6 separate regions of the Homo sapiens genome follow, and all the other regions are linked to region 3. Evidence: chromatin contacts called from ENCODE Hi-C or POLR2A ChIA-PET data. All regions are on one chromosome and are shown on one strand. The core of a region is the stretch at or near the end of the contact, and the rest is flanking DNA. Distances in the headings are between cores, read along the strand shown.

Evidence for each region. Hi-C counts contacts between places; a loop is a spot of excess contacts on that map. ChIA-PET counts read pairs that join two places held with the same protein, here RNA polymerase II (POLR2A). Pooled maps may share reads with other maps.
Region 1: a pooled map shows a loop between it and region 3 (7-fold over the local background). The contact joins the promoter of LINC01089 here to the promoter of RILPL2 in region 3. A Hi-C loop is called at or near these places in 1 of 37 single-sample maps with no recorded cell type and 5 of 50 pooled maps. POLR2A ChIA-PET finds 5 or more read pairs at or near these places in 2 of 52 experiments (CD8-positive, alpha-beta T cell and activated T-cell).
Region 2: a pooled map shows a loop between it and region 3 (2.8-fold over the local background). The contact joins the enhancer-like site here to the promoter of RILPL2 in region 3. A Hi-C loop is called at or near these places in 1 of 37 single-sample maps with no recorded cell type and 2 of 50 pooled maps. POLR2A ChIA-PET finds 5 or more read pairs at or near these places in 1 of 52 experiments (GM10248).
Region 4: a map of GM12878 shows a loop between it and region 3 (7-fold over the local background). The contact joins the enhancer-like site here to the promoter of RILPL2 in region 3. A Hi-C loop is called at or near these places in 1 of 168 maps with a recorded cell type or tissue (GM12878), 4 of 37 single-sample maps with no recorded cell type and 6 of 50 pooled maps.
Region 5: a loop to region 3 is called in a pooled map, with 3 times the contacts of the local background. The contact joins the promoter of NCOR2 here to the promoter of RILPL2 in region 3. A Hi-C loop is called at or near these places in 1 of 37 single-sample maps with no recorded cell type and 4 of 50 pooled maps. POLR2A ChIA-PET finds 5 or more read pairs at or near these places in 1 of 52 experiments (GM10248).
Region 6: a pooled map shows a loop between it and region 3 (4-fold over the local background). The contact joins the enhancer-like site here to the promoter of RILPL2 in region 3. A Hi-C loop is called at or near these places in 1 of 37 single-sample maps with no recorded cell type and 2 of 50 pooled maps. POLR2A ChIA-PET finds 5 or more read pairs at or near these places in 2 of 52 experiments (B cell and activated B cell).

Annotation. Positions count from the first base shown.
Region 1 is chr12:121,801,696-121,804,794 of GRCh38, forward strand. It overlaps LINC01089 (long intergenic non-protein coding RNA 1089), which reads right to left and starts at 1,251. Exons shown (of 4, transcript NR_152740.1): 1 at 936-1,251; 2 at 12-113. SETD1B (SET domain containing 1B, histone lysine methyltransferase) reads left to right here and starts at 2,314. Exons shown (of 17, transcript NM_001353345.2): 1 at 2,314-2,538; 2 at 3,029-3,099. The coding sequence starts at 3,043. RefSeq lists silencers at 1,859-2,108, 2,379-2,508, 2,549-2,608.
Region 2 is chr12:124,547,414-124,551,524 of GRCh38, forward strand. The region is part of intron 1 of NCOR2 (nuclear receptor corepressor 2); the gene reads right to left. Among named protein-coding and RNA genes, the nearest start is that of NCOR2, 18 kb to the right of the region's middle. RefSeq lists enhancers at 1,647-1,886, 3,848-4,111 and a silencer at 3,770-4,064. Within about 2 kb of position 1,905, at least 22 of the 41 ENCODE cell types and tissues checked have a DNase peak (open chromatin) inside an H3K27ac peak, as active enhancers do.
Region 3 is chr12:123,434,981-123,438,557 of GRCh38, forward strand. It overlaps RILPL2 (Rab interacting lysosomal protein like 2), which reads right to left and starts at 1,704. Exons shown (of 4, transcript NM_145058.3): 1 at 1,102-1,704. The coding sequence starts at 1,440. RefSeq lists an enhancer at 680-1,609 and a silencer at 1,451-1,710.
Region 4 is chr12:124,772,831-124,776,589 of GRCh38, forward strand. No RefSeq gene overlaps it. Among named protein-coding and RNA genes, the nearest start is that of SCARB1, 89 kb to the right of the region's middle. RefSeq lists a silencer at 1,233-1,527 and enhancers at 1,438-1,597, 1,608-1,657, 1,718-1,877. Within about 2 kb of position 1,966, at least 14 of the 41 ENCODE cell types and tissues checked have a DNase peak (open chromatin) inside an H3K27ac peak, as active enhancers do; they include GM12878, where a contact is called at or near this core.
Region 5 is chr12:124,566,030-124,570,113 of GRCh38, forward strand. NCOR2 (nuclear receptor corepressor 2) reads right to left here and starts at 1,583. Exons shown (of 49, transcript NM_006312.6): 1 at 1,279-1,583. RefSeq lists silencers at 329-428, 629-848, 989-1,098, 1,119-1,478, 1,589-1,838 and enhancers at 1,959-2,008, 2,175-3,035, 3,036-3,896.
Region 6 is chr12:121,990,662-121,994,535 of GRCh38, forward strand. All of the region lies in intron 19 of CFAP251 (cilia and flagella associated protein 251), which reads left to right. Among named protein-coding and RNA genes, the nearest start is that of BCL7A, 29 kb to the right of the region's middle. RefSeq lists enhancers at 374-423, 1,506-1,605. Within about 2 kb of position 1,575, at least 13 of the 41 ENCODE cell types and tissues checked have a DNase peak (open chromatin) inside an H3K27ac peak, as active enhancers do; they include B cell, where a contact is called at or near this core.

The DNA of each region.
Region 1 (3,099 bases), core at 1-2,500, 1.6 Mb before region 3:
GTTCTTATTACCTTTTTGTAAGTTACACCCTCACGTTCTGCTCCTTCCACTTCTGCAAACTTTCCAGGGTTGGGTAGGCAAAAAGGCGGCTTCGCTGAGGACTGTTTACTGCTCTGGATATAGCAATGGTGTGATCGTCATTAAGAGACAAAAGGCGAAAATACAGTCAAATCAAACAAAAGGCACAAGACGCACCAGCCGCCCAACCACCATAGAAAATACCCCCCACTTAACGTTGGTGTTTGCTGGAACCAGCTAGGACTTGTTTTCCAGTTTTAATCTAGTTTCCTGTGACGGCTTTAGTCTCTCTACACAAAGAAAAGGTCTTCCTTTCCCTCACCCACCAGCTCCCCCCAACCCCCAACACCAAAGACGAGAAAAACAGGGCTGTTTTTCTTCAAATAGATCGATTTTCAAAGAAAGTGTACAAGCTACGGGGAAGAAAGCTGACTAGCATTTAGTGCTGTAAACATTTTCAAAAGCATAAAGCTAGAACCTTAGCTTTATAAAGCAAGATCGTCTCAAGCATCTTAACTGGCTTATATTAGACAAGAGAGACAAAGACATACATGCAGATGAAGGTTCGGAAAATTAAGGACATCTCAGCAACATTAACATCAAAACTGTACTGCGTCAGGACAGAATGGATTGGGTACTTACAATGTAAAAGGTTTTTTAAAAACTAAAAGAGTAACAACTGCTCACAATTTTTTGTTGCTGCCATTTCGCTAGTCCTAAAGCTATATACATTTAAAACATTACCTTGTTAAAAAGAGAGAAGGAGTTAATAAGATGGCCAGGTTTAAGTGTTTAATAGAGGAAACTAGATATATTTAAAAATTTATTGTTCAGTCAAGAGAATACAGATTAAGACAGCTCCAAGCTCCCCCCACCCACCCATAGAACAAAAAGAGGAAAAAAAATATGTCATTTACTTAGGTTTTTTTGGAATTCAAAACTGTTAACTGCTGACATGAATGGTGTGCTATGACCTAGTTATACAAGACAAAGATGGATTCCAAGTCATAAGGAAAAATCCAGATCTTTTTAAAAAGTCTTCTCCAGTCTTCCAACTGTGAGTCCTTGGGCCTGTTGACAAATGTTAAACACACTGAGACGTCCTGAACTGGATGGTAGAGTCAAAGGAAAAACATTCCCCATTTGCAACAAAGGAAAAACCCACTTGGCCATTTAATTCCATTGCAGAAAAATGGCTTCCCTCATCTGTTGGCCTCTCCTTCGTGTCTGATGAAGGATGTTTTGAGATCAGCGTCTAATAACTCAAGCCCTATAGAAGCCGCGCGCTGATTGGCTGCCGCGCCCTGCCGCCCTGCTCCAGCCAATTACCTACCCACGGCCAAATTACAAACCCCGAAAAGAGCCCCAATATGAGCTACACCAGCTCCGAGCCCCGGCGAGGCGGCTCCTGCGCCTCGGCCGCCAGAGAGGAGCGGCAGAGGGGGCTGCAAACGCGTCCTCGCGAAGCCCGGGAGCCTCGGAGTTGAACTCACAAAATGGAAGCCGCGCGCTGATTGGCCGCCGCCACTCCCGGACCTTTAATAAAGAAAGGGGAAGGAAAAGATAAATGCAAAAAAGGGGGACTCTCTCCTCCGCGGGTGGCTGGAGGAAGGGGGGGAAGCATGTGTTCAGGACAATTACAGGGCGCTCCCCTCCAAAAATAAAAACAGAAGAAGGCGTCTATCGCCCAGGTCCAGGCGAGGGCTGCATCCTCCCAGGAATGCGAATGCTAACGTGGTGAACCCTGGTCTCCCTTCCCCAGCTCAGCTCCGGGGAGGGGGTCGCGGGCCGCAGGAGGAAGCCGGAGCGCAGATACCTCGATTGCAACTCCTCTGAGTCGACGCCGGCCTCCCCCCGCGGCTCCCAGCGTCCACACACACCCTCGGCCCCCCAGACCCCAGCCATCTCCCCGGGCCCCGCGCGCCCGCCTCCGGCCCGGGCAGTTTGGAAACAGTTTTGCAGGCCCGGGACGCACGCCGCGGCGGTCGCGGCTCTGAGGGTAGTCCCGGCCGCGGGAGGTAGAGCCCGGGGAGACCCCCTCCCCCGCCAGCCAAGACCCCCACCCCAGTCCCAGAAAAATAAATAAATTAAAAGGCCTTCCCCCGGGGAGGGGGAGGCAGTGTGGGAGCGCGCGAGTGAGGGGTGGGGGGCCGCTGGGGCCCGGGGCTTTGGCGGCGCAGCTGCCGCCGCCGGGAGAGTGCCTGGGGAAGCGGCGAGGAAGGAGAGGGGAGGAGGAAGAGGAGGAGGAGGAGGAAGAGGAGGAGGGTGAGCGCTCGGGTCGGGCTCCTTAGCGGTGTATTGTGGGATGTGCGGCTACTGGGAGCCGAGCCTCCGCCGCCAGCCGCCTCCCGGGCAGCAGCAGCAGCAGCGGCGGCGGCAGCGGCAGCAGCTCCGGGCCCGGCAGCCGCGGCGGCGGCGCCCCCCCTTCCTGGCCCCCGGTCCGGCCGCCCCGGCCTCGGCTCCCTCGGGGGACACCATGTACTGGCTGGCGGCGCAGGGAGGCCGGCGCCCGGCGGGGATGTAAGCGCGGCTCGGGGAGGGAGAGGCCGCGGCCGGCAGCCGGGCGGCCCAAGCCCCCGGCCCCGGCCCTGGCCCGAGCGGGCGAGCGGGCGGGCGGGCGGCGGCGCCGCCAGGCCCTGCCGCCAGCCTCGCGCCAGAGCCGGGCCGAGCTAGCGGGTGAGCGCCACGCCGGGCGGCCGGGCGGGCACCATGGGCCGGAGTCCGCGTCCTCCGGGCGCCCCGGGCCCCGCCAGCCCGCCCAGGGGACCCCCGGGAGCCCCTCGCTGCCGCCCCGAGACGGTGGCCGAGCGGGCGGGCGCGTAATTCTCCCGGAAGGGTTATTCTCTCGCTCCATTCTTGTTTTGGGGGGAGCCAGCGAGACAGCTCCTTTCGGGGCGCGCTGGCAAGGTGGGAGGGGGTGGGGGCCTGCCGATTGGATTCTTTCGCGTGTGTGTAGAAGCGGCCGCCGCCGCCGCCGCGGCGGAGACGACAACAACTTGCTGGTTTTCAGGTTGGGTTAACGGCATGGAGAACAGTCACCCCCCCCACCACCACCACCAGCAGCCCCCGCCGCAGCCCGGC
Region 2 (4,111 bases), core at 655-3,154, 1.1 Mb after region 3:
CTGCAGCTTCAGGCATCCACTGGGGGTCTTAGAATATATCCCCCAAGATTAAGGGGGGACTACTCCATTTTTTTAGTTCCCACATTTTTCAAATGGAGAAGAAATTCACATTACATAAAATTAACCACTATAAAGTAGGCAGCTCTGACATTTAGGACATTCCCAGTGCTGTGCGACCATCACCTCTATCTAATTCCAAAACATTTTCATCACTCTAAAAGGAGACCCCATCAACATGGAGTAGGTTCTCCCCAGGTCCCCTCCTTCCAGCCTCTGGCAACCACCAATCTGCTTTCTGTCTCCATGGGTTTGCCTGTTCTGGGCATTTCATGAAAGTGGAATCGTACACTATGTGGCCTTGTGTGTCTGGCTTCTTTCACTCAGCATCATGGTTTCAAGGTTCACCCGCAGTGTAGCATGCATCCGTACTTCATTCCTTTTCATGGCTGAATAATATTCCATTGTATGGAGAGACCAATCATATATTTTTATATGAGAAAAGTGTGTTATAAAGAATACATATTCATATATATAACAACATATATATAAATACACATACAGAATGAGATATAATTCTAAAACTTGTAAGGTTATAAAATAACCATAAGAACTATGATGATGTGGAATCTGGTGAAGGAGCCAGCTGGTGGGAGAGAGGGGCCTGGGGTGCCCCAGGCCGGGCAGGTCCCCTCCTATGGGACCTCTCCTCCACTCTAACTCTCCTCCACATCACATCAGGCCTCCTAAACGTGCACTGAGCTGGGACCTGAATGGCAGCAAGGAGCCAGCTGTGTCAATATGCAGGGAACAGCATTCCAGGTGGGGGGAACAACAAACGCGAAGGCCCAGAGGCAGATGCGGTCGGTGAGGGCTGAGGAGCTCCCGGGTGGCCTCTGAATTTATTCTCAGAGCAGTGGGAAGAGAATGGAGAGTGTGGGGCCAGAGTCTCATGGACCTTCTGATGGGATCCCTCTGGCTGCAACTCAGAGACCAGACAGGTGTGACCAGAGTGGACTGGGGACCCCGAAGAGGCTACTGCAGTCGTCCAAGCCAGACGGCGACAGAGTGGGGGTCCATCATGGTGCCTGGTCTGCCATTCTTTTCTTTTTGTCATTATTATTGATATGAAAACAGAGGGTCTCGATGGCAATGCTGTTCCCCCCCAAACATAGTTACTGTTTATTATTATTCCATCTCACAATAACAGCATATTATCTTTACTGTTCCTGTTATTTTTTTCTGTGCTGTTAGGGCGGGGCGGGGGATCTCCATGGCAGGGTCCCCACCCCAGGGATGTTTTTGGCTGCCCCATGACTGGCTCATGGCCTTTGGGACAGTCCTACTCCATAAAAGTCACCCTCCCTACACAGTTTTCAAATGACCTGGCCATTCAAAAAAACCTGCCAGAACCAGTCCAAATACTAGCTGTTTCTTAAATGTCACTCTCCTCTCCCCCCAGCACTGCAGGGCTCTGATCTGCTTTCTCGCGAATCCACGCTTACTCATTCTGAGTGGGAGCCAGCCACTCCTCCCTCTCGTTTCCCCGCTTCCCCTTACCCGACGGTTGGGGCACCGCACAGATTTTTGCTGTTGTTGTTAATTCTGTGTCGAGTCTAGTCTGTATTAAGGAGGAATTTCATTGCCCAGGAGTAGAGGGGATTTCCCAAGTCTATGGGGTAAATATTGTCAGGGTGGTTGGGATGCAGTGTGGCGCTGAGCCAGGGAGCTAACCTCTCTGAGCCTTCGCTGCTTGCCTGGCAATGATGATGGTTGCTGGGTCACGAGATCACCGAGAGGATCAGATGAATTCACGTGGCATGTGCCGCACTGAGACAGGCAGGCACGCAGCTGAGGGGCTGGCGGTGGGAGGGGCAGGGCCGCGGCTGGAGGATAAAATCCCACACTCCCCGCTTGGCCGGGTGGCCCACTGCCCGTCTGGCTTTCGAGGAGATAAGCCGCCTGCTCAGGTTCACGTTCGGGATCAAATGAACCCACTTAATCCCCCTAGGGATCTCTGCTGAGCTGGCTCCTTGGGGGCCTGGGGAGGAAGGCAACTGAGCCCCCTGCAGTAGAAACCCCCACCCGCGAGGCCAGGCACAGAGAAGGTACCAAGGGCTTCTGCCCCAGCGCCGGGGCACAGCGGGCTGAGGGAGCCCCAGGACAGAAGCGGTCACACATCATGGGCTCATCATCACAGCCACAGTGACTCCTGACTCCCCACTGCAACCCAGGAGGTAAATGCTATTACGAACACCCTTCTCCAGATGGGGAAACCGAGGCCCAGAAAGAAAACAGCCCGCCTGAAGGTGACAGAGCGCCTCGCCGTATCACCAGCAACCCCTCAAGATAACCTTATCACGTTTCACGGAGGGAGAGAGGGCGGCAGGAACGGGGCCTTGAGTCACCACCCTATCCCACTGGGAAGGCAGGGGTGGATGGGCAGAGTGTCACGCCTGCCTAGGGGAAGTACACGCTAGGTACTTATGGCAAGTATGTGAATGAACAAAATCTACATGCTGGGCGCAAGCTCCGAGGAAAACTCCTTCGCAGGACCTTTCTCCCCTCCTGAGGTCCCTCTCTAAGATCCTGTATCGCAGGGGTCTGGCGGGAGTGACTGTGACCCCCAGAGGACCGCAGGCAATGTCTGGAGGCATTTCTGGCGGCAGCAAAGGGGGCTGAGGTGCTACTGGGGTCTGGTGGATGGAAGCAGGGGTGTTGCCCAGAGCAGCCCCTGCAACAGAGAGTGACCCAACCCCCAAAACCCGAACAGTGCCCAGGCTGAGAACCCTGCCGTTCTTACCAAATGCATGAGAGTGTCAGTTGGGCACCCACTGTGTGCAGGGCCTCCCTGCAGGACACATTCAAGAAGACGAGGTCACAGGGCTCAGAGAGGCAAGGCTTCCTGCCCCACCTAATGGAAGGAAGGCAGAGGCGGGACCTGAACCCAGGTCCCACTGACTCACAGCCCCACCCCAGCTGCCAAATACCTGCCCCATCCTTCAGGAGTCTAACCTACTGGGTCTAGAGTGGGGGCTCCACAATCTGTATATCTCATAGCTCCTTCCCCCAGCAGCCACTGGCAGGGGGAGGATGGTGAACGGGGGGGAGGACAGCTCTGTTCCTTTTCATCAGAAACTACATTGGCCAGGAGGCTGGCAGTCTCTCTCTGGGGGGTAGGAACGTGGTTGTATTTTTTATGTGCAAGCTTTTCCTTCCTGATTTTCCAGCTTATAGAGAACACATTTGTTCTGCTTCCAAAAACCAAAAACAGTCTTTTATGTAAAGCAGCTGCCAAACCACATGCCCAGCCTGGCCCTGGGTGGCTCCACTAGGACCTGGCAGGGGGGCCCACACCTCAATGGAGAGAGGGCTGACCCAGCAAAGCCCCCGTGGAGCACCCCTGGCATCACCAGGAGAAGCCCAGAGCTGGCAAATCCACTGGCCACGGCACCCAGGCACCCAGAGGTGCTCTCTAGAAAGTCCCCGGCAGCCCCTTCCCATGGCAAGCACCAAGTAGCTTTCTCCAGGAAACACACCAAGCTCACGTCACATCCCCATGACAAAATACTACAAGAAGTTAAAATTAGCCAACTGGATCAAAGCTGGTTTGCACCAGCACATGGTGAAAACCTGTAATCATACAGATAAAAATAATGATAGCTAATGCCACGGTTCTGGATGCTGTGTCTATTACCCTTCTAATTCTCAAAACAACCCTAGAAGGTGAGGACTGCTTAGGTCCTCATTTTACATATTAGGAAACTGAGGCAGAGTCATGTGATAAGGTGCATGAGAACAAAGTGTCTGGAACCACTCAGGTCTGCCGCTTGTCTAGCCGAGAAAACGACTGCACTGAATTATATACAAAGCTGTCAATACTCGACCACTTTTGACCTACAAAACTAGCAGTCATACGGCTCCCCCAGTAGCAAACAGGAGAGCAGCGCGCACAGATCCACGTGTCCACAGACAAGGCAGGTTCCCAGGCCGTGCAGCGATACACAGAGGCTCGTGGAAAAGCCCAGGCCCCAGTGAGAGGCGGTGGCCTCCAGGAAGGGGGCTCCCGTGACTTGAAAGTCACCTGTCATTTTTTTCTCTTTTAACAAAAGCC
Region 3 (3,577 bases), core at 454-2,953:
CCTGGCCAACATGGTGAAACCCCGTCTCTACCAAAAAAGAAAAAAAAAAAATAGCCACGCGTGGTGGCACACGCTTGCAATCCCAGCTGCTCAGGAGGCTGAGGCAGGAGAATCGCTTGAATCCAGGAGGTGGAGGTTGCAGTGAGTCGAGGTCACGCCACTGCACTACAGTCTGAGCAACAGAGCAAGATTCTGACTCAAAAAAAAAAAAAATCTACAGTAGTTTCTCTTTAGTGCCTGGCTTCTTTCTCTCAATGTTACATCTGTGAGATTCATTCACACTGCTGTGTGTATCAGCACCCCGTTCTTTTTCTCTGTTGCATAGTATTCCATATATCACAATTTCAAAACTCAATTGGGTTGCATTTAGAGTGTTTCCAGTTTGGCAGCTGAGACTAAAGCTGCTCTGAATCTTCTTGTCTATGTCTTTTTGTGGTCATATGCACTAATTTCTCTTTAGGTAAAATGTGTTTCTTGTCCAAGTGTGGTGGCTCACATCCACAAGCCCAGCACTTTGGGAGGCCAAGGTGGGAGGATTCCTTGAGCTTAGGAGTTTGAGACCAGCCTGGGTAACGGTGAGACCCCCATCTCTACAAAACATCAAAAAAGTTAGCCAGGCATGGTGGCACATGCCTGTACTCCCAGCTACTTGGAAGGGCAAGGCAGGAGAATTGCTTGAGCCTAGGAGGCCAAGGCTGTAGTGAGCCGTGTTTGCACCACTGCACTCTAGCCTGGGAGATAGAGCAGGACCCTGTGTCAAAAGAAAAAAAAAGTGTTTCTTGCTCTAGGTCAAAGGTTCTCAAACTGTGGACCCTGGGCCAATAGCATCAGCATTAACTGCGAACTCGTTAGAAATACAGATTCTGGCCAGGCAGGGTGGCTCACACCTGTAAACCCAGCACTCTAGGAGGCTGAGGCTGGGGGATCACTTGGAGCCAGGAGTTTGAGACCAGCCTGGGCAACACAGCGAGATCCCATCTCTTAAAAAAAGAAAAAAGAGAAAAGAGAAGAGAAAAGAAAAGGAAGGCGTCTCCCTGCCAGTAGGTGCCCTCCTACGCCCCGCAGGCGCCGTGGGCCCGGAACCCTCGCTCCCACACTCACCTCCCCGCTGGCCGGAGGGCTCTGTCTCCGCAGCCCCTCCACCTCCTTCCTGAGGTGGTCCCTCTCCATCTTCAGCTCCTCCAGCGCCAGGCTGCCCTCATTCACCAGCGCCTCCAGCATCTCCAGGACGCGGACGACTTTGAACTGCAGCTGCGTCACCCGGGGGTCGCTGCCCAGGGCCATAAGCTCGCGGCCCAACAGGTAGGAGATGTCATACACGTCCTCGGCGGTCAGCTGGAAGGGGCTCTTGCCCAGCGCCCCCTCGGGCCCAACCTCGTCCCTCTCCTCGTCCTCCTCTCCCTCCTCCTCTTCCTCTTCTCGCACAGGGGGCTCCTCCATGGCCACCCAGACCCCCGCCGACCTCGGAGCTGCTGTCTTGGAGTCTCCCAAAGGTTAGACTTCCTCCCGGCACCCAAAACTTTCCGCTGGGCAGAGTCCCTACCTGCCCAATCAGCGCGGCCCGGGGGTGGGCCCGGGGGGATGGTGCAAGGGGCCGCGCACGCGACTCTTGGGCCTGCGCCCCGGCGCACCGTCCCCGCTGCCAGCCACGCTGGAGAGTGCGCTCCAGGATGTGGTTTGGGGCGCGAAGGGACAACGGAAAAGGAGGCAGCCGAGAAGAGGAACGGGGAAGTTCAGGGGTGACGGCAATCGCCCCAGCCTGGGAACAGTTGCAGCCCCGGGGAGGAGCCGCCCTGAGCCCCGCCCCTGGCGACCGCTGCCAGGAGGTGCGTTTCCGTGGAGACGGAGTTTCCACCGTGCAATCCAGAGCGGGGTAAAAAGAACGCAACTTTTTCCTTTCCACCCTCGTGCTTTCCAGCCGTAGAATTTGCATCGTAGGTGATGGAAGATCCGGGTGTCTCTTTGAGGGTGTTTTCTGGAGCCTGCGGCCAAACAGAAAGCAGCTGCTGGGGGCAGCGCGACAGAGTCCCCGAGGCTTGAGGATCTGGAAAACTCCCAGGCAAATTGTCACTAGGGCCTGGGGCGTCCGACTTCGCTGTGACTCTCAATAAAATGGAGAATGTCTGCCCTGCTCACTTCGCTGGGTCCTCGGCTCCTCCACGTAACCAGCGCTGTCACCTTGGCAAGTTACTTAACGTCTCCGAGCCTCAGTCTCCTCCTCTGTAAAATGGGGACAATAGCGGGACCCAGGTGGCAGGGTTGCTGCGAGGAACATGAGCTTATGAGATCATGTGTGCGACACCTCAAGCACTTAGGAAGCACTCACATACGTGACTGCAATCCTTCATTCTTTCTTTCTTTCTTTCTTTCTTTTTTTTTTTGAGACGGAGTCTCCCTGTGTCGCCCAGGCTGGAGTGCAGTGGCGCGATCTCGGCTTGCTGCAAGCTCCGCCTCCCAGGTTCACGCCATTCTCCTGCCTCAGCCTCCCGAGTAGCTGGGACTACAGGCACGCGCCACCACGCCCGGCTAATTTTTTTGTATTTTTAGTAGAGACGGGGTTTCACCATGTTCGCCAGGATGGTCTCGATCTCCTGACCTCGTGATCCACCTGCCTCGGCCTCCCAAAGTGCTGGGATTACAGGCGTGAGCCACCGCGCCCGGCCCCTTCATTCTTTCTTCCACAGCGCTAGGGAGGAATTGCTGGTGTTGGAGACACCTTGCTACTTGGGTGAGAGAAGGAGGAGTAATTAACAAGAGAGAAACCCCTGTCTGAAAATCACAAAGCATTCGACACATATGCGGAATCCATATTACTGAGAATATTAGCAGAGTGGCGTAGAAACTTGAGTCATTCGCTGTGGCTCATGCCTTAATCTCAACACTTCAGGAGGCTGACGCAGGAGGATTGCTTGAGCCCAGGAATTTGAGACTAGCTTGGGCATCATAGTGAGACCCTGTCTCTACAAAAAGTAAACAAAAGTAGCTGGACACAGTGGTTCATGCCTGTAGTGGCAGGTACTCGGGAGGCTGAGGTGGGAGGACCACTTGAGCCCGGGATGTTGAGGCTGCAGTGAGCCAAGATCTCACCACAGAGTGGTGCCTGTGACAGAGTGGGACCATGGTGACAGAGTAAGATCATGTCTCAAAAAAAAAGGCACAACAAATCTCAAGTTATTTTAGGTTTCACTGGAGGTTTGTGATAGTCTCAGGCAGAAAGCTCAGCAACGGGGCTTGTCTTTCCCAGGAATGTATTGGCAGCTTTCCTTGTGATAGGTGTATCCATTTTCTCCACACTGAGGTACTAGAATCTCAATGGAGAATGTACATAGATTAAACCAACCAACAAAAGCAAAGCAAATTAACAAAACACACTATTTTCAGAGGGTCGTTTCTTTTTATTTTATTTTATTTTATTTTATTTATTTGTTTATTTATTTATTTAGAGACAGAATCTTGCTCTGTTGCCCAGGCTGGAGCTCAGTGGCATGATCTCGGCTCACCGCAACCTCCGCCTCCCTGGTTAAAGCAATTCTTCTACCTCAGCCTCCCCAGTAGCTGGGACCACAGGCGCATGCCG
Region 4 (3,759 bases), core at 716-3,215, 1.3 Mb after region 3:
TAGTATCAACTGAGATACAAAGTGCCCCAGGAGTCCTGAGACAGGGAAGAACAGCAAGCAGGAGTGATGGGGGAGGGGTGCTTCCTGGAGGAGAGGGCATGGCTGGAATTGCGCCTTTGATGATGGCGAAGACTGAGAGAGGCAGAGAGGGGGGAAAAGGCCACGCAGGGGCGATGCAGGCCGAGCAGGAAGAAGGGTGCATGGGACACAATCATGGGATGGTGCAGAGATTGCAGGTAGCAGGCTGCTTCGAGGTACTGGGAGGAACGTCCTTAATAGTTAGGTATTTATTTTAATGGCGACTGGAAAACTATTACTTGCCCAAAGGACCCATAATTTCACAGATATGACTGCCTTCCTTTTAAAATAAAATTCTTTAAGAAAAAAAGTAAGCCAAATTAAATCAACATGGTAAGTAGTGGAGTCCCATCGTTGGCAGGGGCTGGCGCCTGAAGTGAAGGCATGAGAAGAAAGTCTCGCAGAGTCAAAGATGCTCAGAATCAGAGACACTGAAGCTCGACCGGGTGTCCCGAACCCCAGCCCTCCAGCTGTGGGGCAGGCGGTGCTTCCCTCCCTGAGCCCTGGCTAAGGTCGTTGGCTGGGCTTAAGACCAAGGATGTGTCCAAACGCACACCCTACAAAAAAATCAAACCTCACTCAGAAGCAAGATGTTCACCCAATGAGACACACGGGAGGCTAAGTCCCTCGGGAACACACACACACACACACACACACACACACACACACACACCCCACACACACACAAACACAAGAATGACTTAAGGGCCAGGGCAGTGGCTCATGCCTGTTATCCCAGCACTTTGGGAGGCCGAGGCGGGCGGATCGCTTGAGCCTGGGAGTTGGAGATCAGCCTGGGCGACACGGCGAAACCCCATCTTTACAAAAATATACAAAAAATTAGCCGGGTGTAGTGGCACAGGCCTATAATCCCACCTACTTGGGAGGCTGGCTGAGGTGAGAGGATCGCCTGAGCCTGGGAGGTTGAGGCTGCAGTGAGCAGTGATTGTGCCAGCCTAGGTGACAAAGTGAGACCCTGTCTCCAAAAAAAAAAAAAAAAAAAAAAAAAAACCGAATGCCTTCTGGGGCCTGTCTTTTTTTCTGTTTTATGAGCAGGTAGACTTGAATGCAAGAGTTAAAACTGTCTGTGATGTGTTGCATACACAGATTAAGTCAAAATCCTCACCGTGGCTATCAAATAACCAAAGCTGGCCTCAGCTTCCCAGAGGATCAGACATGGGGAGTTTGAAGGGAACCATCCTCGGGGCCTGGACTCTCTCCTGAGCTTGTCACTCGCCTGCCATTTCCCCGGGCAGGTCACAAGACCCCCCACCCCTCCACTCTACAGCCAACGGGCAAAGCCTCCCTGACCTCCAGCCCCAATCAGAGGGAACTTCCCGGACACAGGTTTCGAGAACCCATCTAAAGATTGGGTAAGAAATGCTTTTGCAAGCCGGTGGTTTCCACTTTGCTGCTTTCTACAAATTTGAAGAAAGGTCAAACGGACCTGTCTGCTGGGAGATCAGTGAGAATCGCTTCCAATGACAGATCGCCGTGTGACATTCGCATACTACCCAGAAGGAGTATAAGAATTCCACTCCCAGTGACTTCCTTATGAAAACAAGGCTTCTCTGCACTTGCAGGGACAAAGAATTGATGGTAAAAATTGGTTTCATTCTAGCAATACGTGACAGTCATTCACGGATACATGAATTAATTGGGGGTGGAGAGGAAGTCCCACTCATCTCAGGACAAGAAGTATTTCTAAGCAAATAAAAGCCACAATGAGAAACCACTACGAAGGGCTGAAGTTTTTTAAAACTGAAAACACCAAGATGCTGGTGAGGACGCAGAGCTGATGGGAATGCAGCCTGGTACAGCGACTGTGAAACTGGCAGTCCCCCAAAAGTGAAACGCAGAGCTCCAGTTTGACTCAGCAGCTCCACTCCGAGGTATACACCCCAGGGAAATGAACGTACGCCTTCACACACAAATCTGTACATGAACGTTCACAGCAGCTTTGTTCATAGTTGCTGATGTGGTTTGGCTGCGTCCCTGCCCAAATCTCATCTCGAATTGTAGTTCCCATAATTCCCATGTTGTGGGAGGGAGCCAGTGGGAGATCATTGAATCATACGGGCGGTTAACCCCATACTGTTCTCCTGGTGGTGAGTAAGTCTCACAAGATCTGATGGTTTGATCGGGGGTTTCCCCTTTCACTTGGCTCTCATTCTCTCTTCTCTGGTCCCATGTAAGACATGACTTTGCTTCTCCTTTGCCTTCCACCATGATTGTGAGGCCTCCCCAGCCATATGAACTGTGAGTTCATGAAACCTTTTTTCTTTAAAAGTTACCCAGTCTTGGGTATGTCTTTATCAGTGGCGTGAAAACCAACTAATGCAATTGCCAAAGGCTGCAACCACTCTACGTGTCCCTCAATAAGTGAACGGCTGAAAAGCACTGGTGTGTGCACCCCATGGAGTTCTGCTCAGCAGTGAAAAGAAAGGAACTATTGCTACACACAACAACAGGCATGCATCTAGAGACAGTGCTGAGTGAAGGAAGCCAGGCTCAGAGGGTTACAGGCTGTAGATCCCATTTAGAACATTCTGGAAAAGGTAAAAATAGCTAGTGGCCAAGGGCTAAGCATGGGGATGAGGGACTTCCCTACAAAGTGGGAGGAAGGCAGCACAGGTCGCAGGCTGGGTGCAGTGGCTCACGCCTCTAATCCCAGCACTTTGGTAGGTTGAGGTGGGACTAATGCTTGAAGCCAAAAGTTTGAGACCAGCCTGGGCAACAGAGCCAGACCCCCATCTCTACAAAAAAAAAATTAGCCAGGTGTGGTGGCACACATCTGTGGTCCCAGCTACTCGGAAGGCTAAGTCAGGAGGCTCTCCTGAGCCTGGGAGGTGAAGGCTGCAGTGAGTCAAGATTGAACCACTGCACTCTAGCCTGGGCAACAGAGCGAGACTCTGTCTCAAAAAAAAAAAAAAAAAAATTATGGGAGCCCACTGTAAAACAAACAAAAACAAAGGGAAGACATGAGGAAATCTTGGGGGATGATGAAATTGTTTTGTCTTGATTGTAGGGGTAATGACTCAACTCTATAAACATGTCAAAATTCATGGAATTGTACACACACTCACACACAACTCTAATCTGTAAATGAAAAAGATATATAAAATGCATACCAAAAGGACATGCATTCCAATAAAATTTTGCTACTTTGATATGTCACATAAAACATAGTAATATAGTTTTGACCAATTGTGTCCTGAGACTTGAAAGGCAATCCAGATGGTATAGGCTAAATGTTTGTGTTGACCCAAAATTCCTGTTGAAGCCCTAACCTCCAGTGTGGCTGTGTCTGGAGATGGGGCCTCTAAGAAAATAATTAAATGAGGCCCTGATCTGATAGCATCAGTGTCCTTATAAGAGACACCACAGAGCTCTCGCTCTCCCTCTCTCTTCCCCCTTTCACACCGAGGAAAGGCCATGTGAGGACACAGAGAAGGCGGCCGTCTGAAGCCAGGAAGAGACGCCTCACCAGAACCCAACCCTGCTGGAACCCTGGTCTCAGACTTCCAGCCTCCAGAGCTGTGAGAAATAAATGGTTTAAGCCACCTATTGATGGTATTTTTTCTTTTTGAGACAGTGTCTCACTCTGTCTCGCAGGCTGGAGTGCAGTGGCATGATCACAGCTCACTGCAGCCTCAACCTCTTGGCTTCCAGCAATCCTAC
Region 5 (4,084 bases), core at 333-2,832, 1.1 Mb after region 3:
TGAAAAGGGGCAAAGTCAAGGCCACCGGTAACACATCCCAACGCGCCCAGAACTCCCCCACCCCGCCCACAGGGTCCTCCCCTTATCCCCTCCTCCCCTCTTCCCTCCCTCACACATCCTTCCTCCAAATCTGCAAAAAGGGAAAAATAATAATAATCACAATAAAACCAGTTCTCACCAACGGGGGAGAGGAGGAGGGGGAGGAAGGGAGGAGGCTGAGCCGACAGAACAGATCCGCCCCCGCTGCCTGCACCAGACCCTCGGAGAGCCGGAGCGCGCGACAGGCGGCGGGAGGACACTCGCTTCCAAAAAAATAAACCTACAATGTAAAAATAACGCCGGGCGCCCCACGCTAATTGGGCCCGGGCGACAGCAGCTCCCAGGTACAGCCTGTCTCTCCCTCCCGCCCGCCGTGCCCTCCCGCCCTCGGCTTGCTCCTCCTGCAAGTGTCTGGGGCGGGGAGGGCGTACCCCACGGGTGCCCTCACTCCCCGCAGGCCTCTGAGGAAGCTGCCCTCTAGACAAGGGTCTGGGTCTTCCCAGTCGTGCCCAAGTGGGATCAGCTCTGAATTCCAACTTCGCAAAGTAGTGGCATCCCAAGTATCCGCACAGCCCGGGGGAGGGACTAGGAGGCGGCCCAATGAGGCGTCACCAGCCACGGGAGGCAGGCCCAGACACCAGGAACACCGGCCCGCGGGGGAGGGGGACCAGGGGCGACTCTCCCGAGGGACCCCGCCCAGCGCCCCGTGGCCCCACGCCTAGGAGGGACAAGGCTGGCTCTCCCCCTCGGCTGGTGAGAGACCCTCATGCGCCCCTCCACAACAGCCAGGCCAGGGAGCTAGGGGTACCATCTCCAAGGGCTTTCAAACCCGCGCTGCCCGATGGAAAATAAGGCGCAGTGTCGCCCCGCCAGGTCCGGGGCTACACCGGGTACAAGGGACGCCTGGCGGCCAAGTCCCCAGAGCCGGCGCACACTGTGGGGGGCCGCTCTGTGCATTTCCAGCGCGCCCCCCGCCCACCCCAACGCCACTTCCCTCCTTCCCGCCCCCTCGCTAGGGAGCTGGAGTTCCCCTAAGTTCCCCGGCGCCCCCGAGCACGCGGGCCGCAGTGTCGGCGGGGCGCCTTGCTCCCCAGCAGGCCACCCCCCGAGAGCGCCAACTCGGGAGTGCAGGGGCCCCGCCAACTCCGCCGCGTGCGCCGCCCGATCCTCCCCGGATCCCCCGGAAGCGCGCTCCGCGCCTCCCCCCGCCCTTCGCGGGGACCCTCGGCCCCAACTCACCTCGCGGAGGTGGCAGCGGTGGCGCCCGGGCTTGGGGCGCGCTCGGGCCGCCGGGGCGCTCAGGCAAGTGGCGGTGCCGATCGGGCTGGGGGCGCGCAGCAGGCCCGGCCTCGGGTCGGGACGCGATCCTCCCGCCGCCGCCTCCTAGGGCGCCGGCCCTGGGTCCCCGGCCCGCAAGTTGGCGCGCATCGCGGAGCGCAGGGCGCGGGCGCAGGGCTCGGGCGGGGCGCCGGCGGACGCGGGGCTCCGGTGCGGCCCGGCCTGCCCGCGGCTCCGCGCTCCCCGGCGGCCGCGGCGGCGGTGGCGGCGGCGGCGGCGGCGGCGGCGGCGGGAGGGGGAGGAGGGGGCGGGGCGCGAGCCCGGGAGGCGGTGGCTCGGCCTCCCTGCTCCCGGCTCCCCGCCCGCAGCGACGCGCCCCGGCCCGGCCCCCTCTGGCTCCTTAAAGGGCCCGCGCCTTCTCTCCAGGCCCTGCGCGTCCCCACTCGCGCGCGCACGCCGCCACACACACAGACACGCACGCACACACTTGGGCGCGACGCCGAGTTTCTTTTTGGCAGCTCCCCGAGGAGGAAGGAGGGGGGAAGCGCCTCCCAGCCTTCCCCTCCCTCTTCTCCTGCGGGCCCGGGGGCCCTCCTCCTCCTCTCCAGCCCCAGTACCTCACTGGAATCGCGTTTCAGCTATTAAATTATAACTCTGGAGTGGCCGCTGGATGGGGAGGGGGCGCGCAGGGAGGGCCCTACACAGGGCCTTTTAGGAGCACGCCCAGTGGGGCACTTGGGGACGGGAGCAGACAGTAGCGCAGAGCCCTCTCCAGGCAGGAACACGCTGGGCCTCCCCAGACCCGAGACCCAGCCCGGGCGAACACACTGCAGACTCACCACCCACCACGGACCGGAGATGTCAGATCTCACACAGACAAATACTGGGACACCCACGCGAGTTCACAGCACCCCGGAGGACACAGACGCTAGAATGCCAGTTTCCTGAGGGCAGAGATTTCTATTTTGTTCACTGCCCTATCGCAGTAGGGACTCACGAATGTGTTGAGTGAAGTCCCACTTGGGGACATTCAGGGACACAAATGCGGAGACAATGCAACGAGCCTGTGTCCCCCCCGCCCCCCCCACACACACACACAGACACACACATCCCAAAGCGTGACCCTGGGAGCCACACACGCCCGGCCTGCACAAGCACGCAGTCACAGACGGCACACATGTGCTCGCTCCCCCACGCACAGGCAGACACTCTCCGCTCCAGCAGGAACCTGGCCCCCCTGGCCGCCCTGACAACCCAGTGTCCTCATTTACCCCCTCCTCCCACCCCCTCCAGGTTTGCCCTCTCCAACCAGGGCAGATCTCTTTGAACAGCAGAGGGCACTGGGAGCCCTGGGCCTGGAGCCTCCCTCCCTCCCTCCTCTTCTGCTTTCTCCTAAGATGTTGGAGAGTTTGAATTTTTTTTTTTTTTTTCAGTTCAACTTTCCTTTTTTGGAGTGACGTCTCAGCAGATTCAGTTCTGCCATCTGGCAACATCTGAGAACCCCCAGGGAGAGCGGGGAATGGCTGCGGTGGGGAGGCAGCCGCGTGGTTTCCAGAGGCCGGCGGGCCTCCCGCCTCCGCCAGGATGCTGGGTTTGCCGGGCTCCCCTGCAGCCAGGTCCTTCTCTGCCCCCTCGGGCTTTTAATTATGAGCTTTTGGGGGGCTGGCGGGAGCCTCTGGGGCTGACAATGTCTGGCAAAAGGGAAGTGGGTGTGGAGGGGAGCAGTTTGCAGACTGAAACAGGAGGGGTCATAGGTCAGTGCCCCCCCCCCACCTCCTTGTTTTGGCCCGACCAGCTCCAGTTCTGCCCAGCCAGTCGGTCCGAATCCACAGGCAAAAAGCTGGAGCCGCAGAAGGAAGGCCTGATCCCCCACCTCCCCCACCAAGGGTCTTGGAGAGGGAAGCGGGGGCGGGGGAGCTCCTCTGCCAGCCCCAGGCCGCCTGGCAGCCCTCCTCTGTCACCTGAAAACCCTCTGGGAATTTGCATTTCCATGAGATTCAGCTCTATTTGAAGCTGGAGGAGGGACATTTGGGGTGTCTTCAGGGGTCTCCCAGCTTCTGCCCTCGAGGGCTCCCTGCAGGCTTAGGAGCGGGGAAAGCAGGGGGTCTGTCAGCTTTGTAATGTCCCAAGCGTCACCTAGAAATCCCTCACTGGAAGCCTTATCAACTCAAGCGCCAATGGCCTCTGGCCCGACCATGTCACAGATGGCAAGACTGAGGCCAGGAGAAGGGCAGCGTTTATCCCGAAAGGGATTGGCCCTTTCCCGTCTGCTCCTGTTTCCTGGCTGAATTGGGTTATTAATCTCACCCTCACAGACGGCGGGGAGTAACACCAGCACTGAGTGAGCACTTACCCTGGGGGAAGCAAGGGGCCTGGTCCCAAGTAGGGAAACAGGCCTGGAGAGATGAAGAACCCGACTTGCCAGCCTCCAGCAGCAGCCCGTGATTCCAAATGAGTGCTGGAAATCTGGACTCTGGGGAGGTCTCAGCTGAGCCCGCCCCTTCCCCCAATCGCAGACCGGCACCCTAGTTTGCTACTTTGTTTCTACTGGGCTCTGAGTGACAGTCCATGAGCAACTAATGGGAACAGTACCTTTAAAAAGCGGCCAAAGAACACTGCACACAAACAGCCTTCCCGGGGGGGCCCCCTGGACTGTGAGTTAGTAACAGTAACAGCTAAGAGCTTCCCAAACATCTCAATTGCCTTTGTGAGGGAAAGACTTTCAACATACCCATTTTACAGGAAGGGAGAGGGAGACTCAGTTGGG
Region 6 (3,874 bases), core at 325-2,824, 1.4 Mb before region 3:
TGAATCTTCTAGAGCCACGGTAGCCAACCTTTTAAAATCAGTTGAGGGCACTTAAAAAAATACATCAGTATTTTTACACCTGATTTTTACACCTGGGCCCCAGCCTTGTGCAACAGAACCTAGGGGTGGAGTCTAAGCATGGACAGTTTTTAAAGCCCCAGGCAGCCAGGGCTGAGGACCTTGGCGATGGAGCCTGTTAGTTCGCTTTCCTTGTGTATATCGTCTCTTGAGCATCTCTTCACATGGCCCAGACCTTAATAGACACTGAATAAATATTTGCTGACCCCAGTGACTAAGATTGAAAACCAGAATGCAGAACTGTTCTAGTAATAATTGAGAGACTTGTATTTCATTGGCTTTGCACTAAACCAAATGCTCAGTAACTACTAGTAAATCGAGTAAAATTAACTAGGGCACTAAATGATTATTCTAAGCTTCTTGTGAGTTTCAAGAGAATTCTTTTTGTGGCCTCACTTGTGTCCACATTATTTACTTCATCATTCATTCATTCATCCATTCATCCATCTATCTATCCATTCAGTAAACATTTCTCTGAGCCTCTATAATGTGCCAGGCTCTGAACTAAGCTGCCGGGGAAATAGAGATGAAAGCTCTGGCTACAGCTTAATGGGGAAAACAGATGTGAGCCCAAAGAATTAGAGCGTGCACCGCAGCTGCCACCCATTATTACTCTCTACTGAAAGTCACAAGCTTGGGGCTGATTCATTTTGGCACCAGTATCACCTCCGTGAACCCCTGTGGTCTAAGAGCAGCAGTATTCAAAGTGTGGTCCCCAGACCAACAGGATTGACTTCACGTGACCTAGGGACTTACAAGAAATGCAAATGGTCAGACCCTATCCCAGACTCAGAAACCCCCCAGGTGGGACCAGCAGTCTGTTTGAACAAGACCTCCCGGTCATTGTGAAGCCTGACATGTCAGCGAGCCTTTGCCTTCCAGCCATGTTTCTCAAGCTTGGCTACGCATTCAAATCATTCGAATGAGAAGCTTCCAAAAATTTGGTCCCCAGACCAATTAAATCAGGATCTCAGCTGGTTGTGGTGGCTCATTCCTGTAATCCCAGCAATTTGGGAGGCCGAGGCAGGCAGATCACTTGAAGTCAAGAGTTTGAGACCAGCCTGGCCAACAGTAGGAACCCTGTTGCTACTAAAAATACAAAAATTAGCCAGCTGTGGTGGCGCGCGCCTGTAGTCCCAGCTACTTGGGAGGCTGAGGCAGGAGAATTGGTTGGACTCAGGAGGTGGAGGTTGCTGTGATCCGAGATCACGCCACTGGACTCCTGCCTGGGCGACAGAGTGAGACTATCATCTAAAAAAAAAAATCAGGTTCTCAGGGAATAGGATCTGGGCCTCAGAACTGTTTAAGCTCTCCAGGTGAATGGAATAAAGCCCCGCCTTAGCAGGCGTGAGAATGCCAATCAAAGGCCAGGCTGACTGACAACCACCAGTGCGTCTGGGCCGCTCAGCTAGGACTCCTGCTTCTCTCAAGCCATCTTCACACGGGGGCGTTCAGAACAAGCTCTGCGTTCTATTTCCAGCTCCGAGGTTCCTCTCCCAAGCATGAACTTTGTTCAGACAAGTAGCAGAACCTGCCTTTTCAACGAACACTTGCGAAGTCGGCTCAGGAAGGAAATGTCAGTGATGCCGAAGCTGCCAACTCCGTGCTTGTTGAGTAGTGATTCTTGATCAGTCATACGGGAAGAGAGAGTAAGAGGTGAATCACATGCTGAGTGGTTTGTGCTGTGAATGTTTGCTGAGCTCTTTGGAACTCTCTGGGTATGAGTAACTCAGGCCCTTATGAATTCCTTTTGTCGTCTTAGTCTCCTGTTCTGAACTGAGTTAAATCATATATTACATTGGTAATTTATATATATTTATATATATTATTTCTTTTTTTTTTCTTTTTCAGACAGGGTCTTACTCCTCACTCCTGTTGCCCAGGCTGGAGTGCAGTGGCACAATCACGGCTCAGTGCAGCCTCCACCTCCCGGGCTCAGGTGATCCTCCCATCTCAGCCTCCCAAGTAGCTGGGACTACAGGCACATGCGCCACCACGCCAAGCTAATTTGTTGTCTTTTTTGTAGAGACAGGATTTCACAGCCCAGGCTGTCTCAAGCTCCTAAAACGATCTACCCACTCCAGCCTCCTAAAGTGCTGGGATTACAGGCGTAAGCCACCCCACCCAGCCAAATTATAATTTATCTTATGTTATGATTACATGTATTGTAATTAGCAAGTGCATAGAAAAATATAATCACAAGAGCTCTCCCTCTCCCTCTCCCACTCCCTCTCCCTCTCCGTCTCCCTCTCCCTCTCCCTCTCCCCACGGTCTCCCTCTCATGCGGAGCCGAAGCTGGACTGTACTGCTGCCATCTCGGCTCACTGCAACCTCCCTGCCTGATTCTCCTGCCTCAGCCTGCCGAGTGCCTGCGATTGCAGGCACGCGCCGCCACGCCTGACTGGTTTTGGTGGAGACCGGGTTTCGCTGTGTTGGCCGGGCCGGTCTCCAGCCCCTAACCGCGAGTGATCCGCCAACCTCGGCCTCCCGAGGTGCCGGGATTGCAGACGGAGTCTCGTTCACTCAGTGCTCAATGGTGCCCAGGCTGGAGTGCAGTGGCGTGATCTCGGCTCACTACAACCTACACCTCCCAGCCGCCTGCCTTGGCCTCCCAAAGTGCCGAGATTGCAGCCTCTGCCCGGCCGCCACCCCGTCTGGGAAGTGAGGAGTGTCTCTGCCTGGCCGCCCATCGTCGGGGATGTGAGGAGCCCCTCTGCCTGGCTGCCCAGTCTGGAAAGTGAGGAGCGTCTCCACCCGGCCGCCATCCCATCTAGGAAGTGAGGAGCGCCTCTTCCCAGCCGCCATCACATCTAGGAAGTGAGGAGCGTCTCTGCCCGGCCGCCCATCGTCTGAGATGTGGGGAGCGCCTCTGCCCCGCCGCCCCATCTGGGATGTGAGGAGTGCCTCTGCCCGGCCGAGACCCCGTCTGGGAGGTGAGGAGCGTCTCTGCCCGGCCGCCCCGTCTGAGAAGTGAGGAGACCCTCTGCCTGGCAACCACCCCGTCTGAGAAGTGAGGAGCCCCTCTGCCCGGCCAGCACCCCGTCCGGGAGGGAGGTGGGGGGGTCAGCCCCCCGCCCGGCCAGCCGCCCCGTCCGGGAGGGAGGTGGGGGGGGTCAGCCCCCCCGCCCGGCCAGCCGCCCCGTCCGGGAGGTGAGGGGCGCCTCTGCCCGGCCGCCCCTACTGGGAAGTGAGGAGCCCCTCTGCCCGGCCAGCACCCCGTCCGGGAGGGAGGTGGGGGGGTCAGCCCCCCGCCCGGCCAGCCGCCCCGTCCGGGAGGGAGGTGGGGGGGGGGTCAGCCCCCCCGCCTGGCCAGCCGCCCCATCCGGGAGGTGAGGGGCGCCTCTGCCCGGCGGCCCCTACTGGGAAGTGAGGAGCCCCTCTGCCCGGCCAGCCGCCCCGTCCGGGAGGGAGGTGGGGGGGGTCAGCCCCCCCGCCCGGCCAGCCGCCCCGTCCGGGAGGTGAGGGGCGCCTCTGCCCGGCCGCCCCTACTGGGAAGTGAGGAGCCCCTCTGCCCGGCCAGCCGCCCCGTCCGGGAGGGAGGTGGGGGGGTCAGCCCCCCCGCTCGGCCAGCCGCCCCGTCCGGGAGGGAGGTGGGGGGGGTCAGCCCCCCTGCCCGGCCAGCCGCCCCGTCCGGGAGGTGAGGGGCGCCTCTGCCCGGCCGCCCCTACTGGGAAGTGAGGAGCCCCTCTGCCCGGCCACCACCCCGTCTGGGACGTGTGCCCAACAGCTCATTGAGAACGGGCCAGGATGACAATGGCGGCTTTGTGGAATAGAAAGGCGGGAAAGGTGGGGAAAA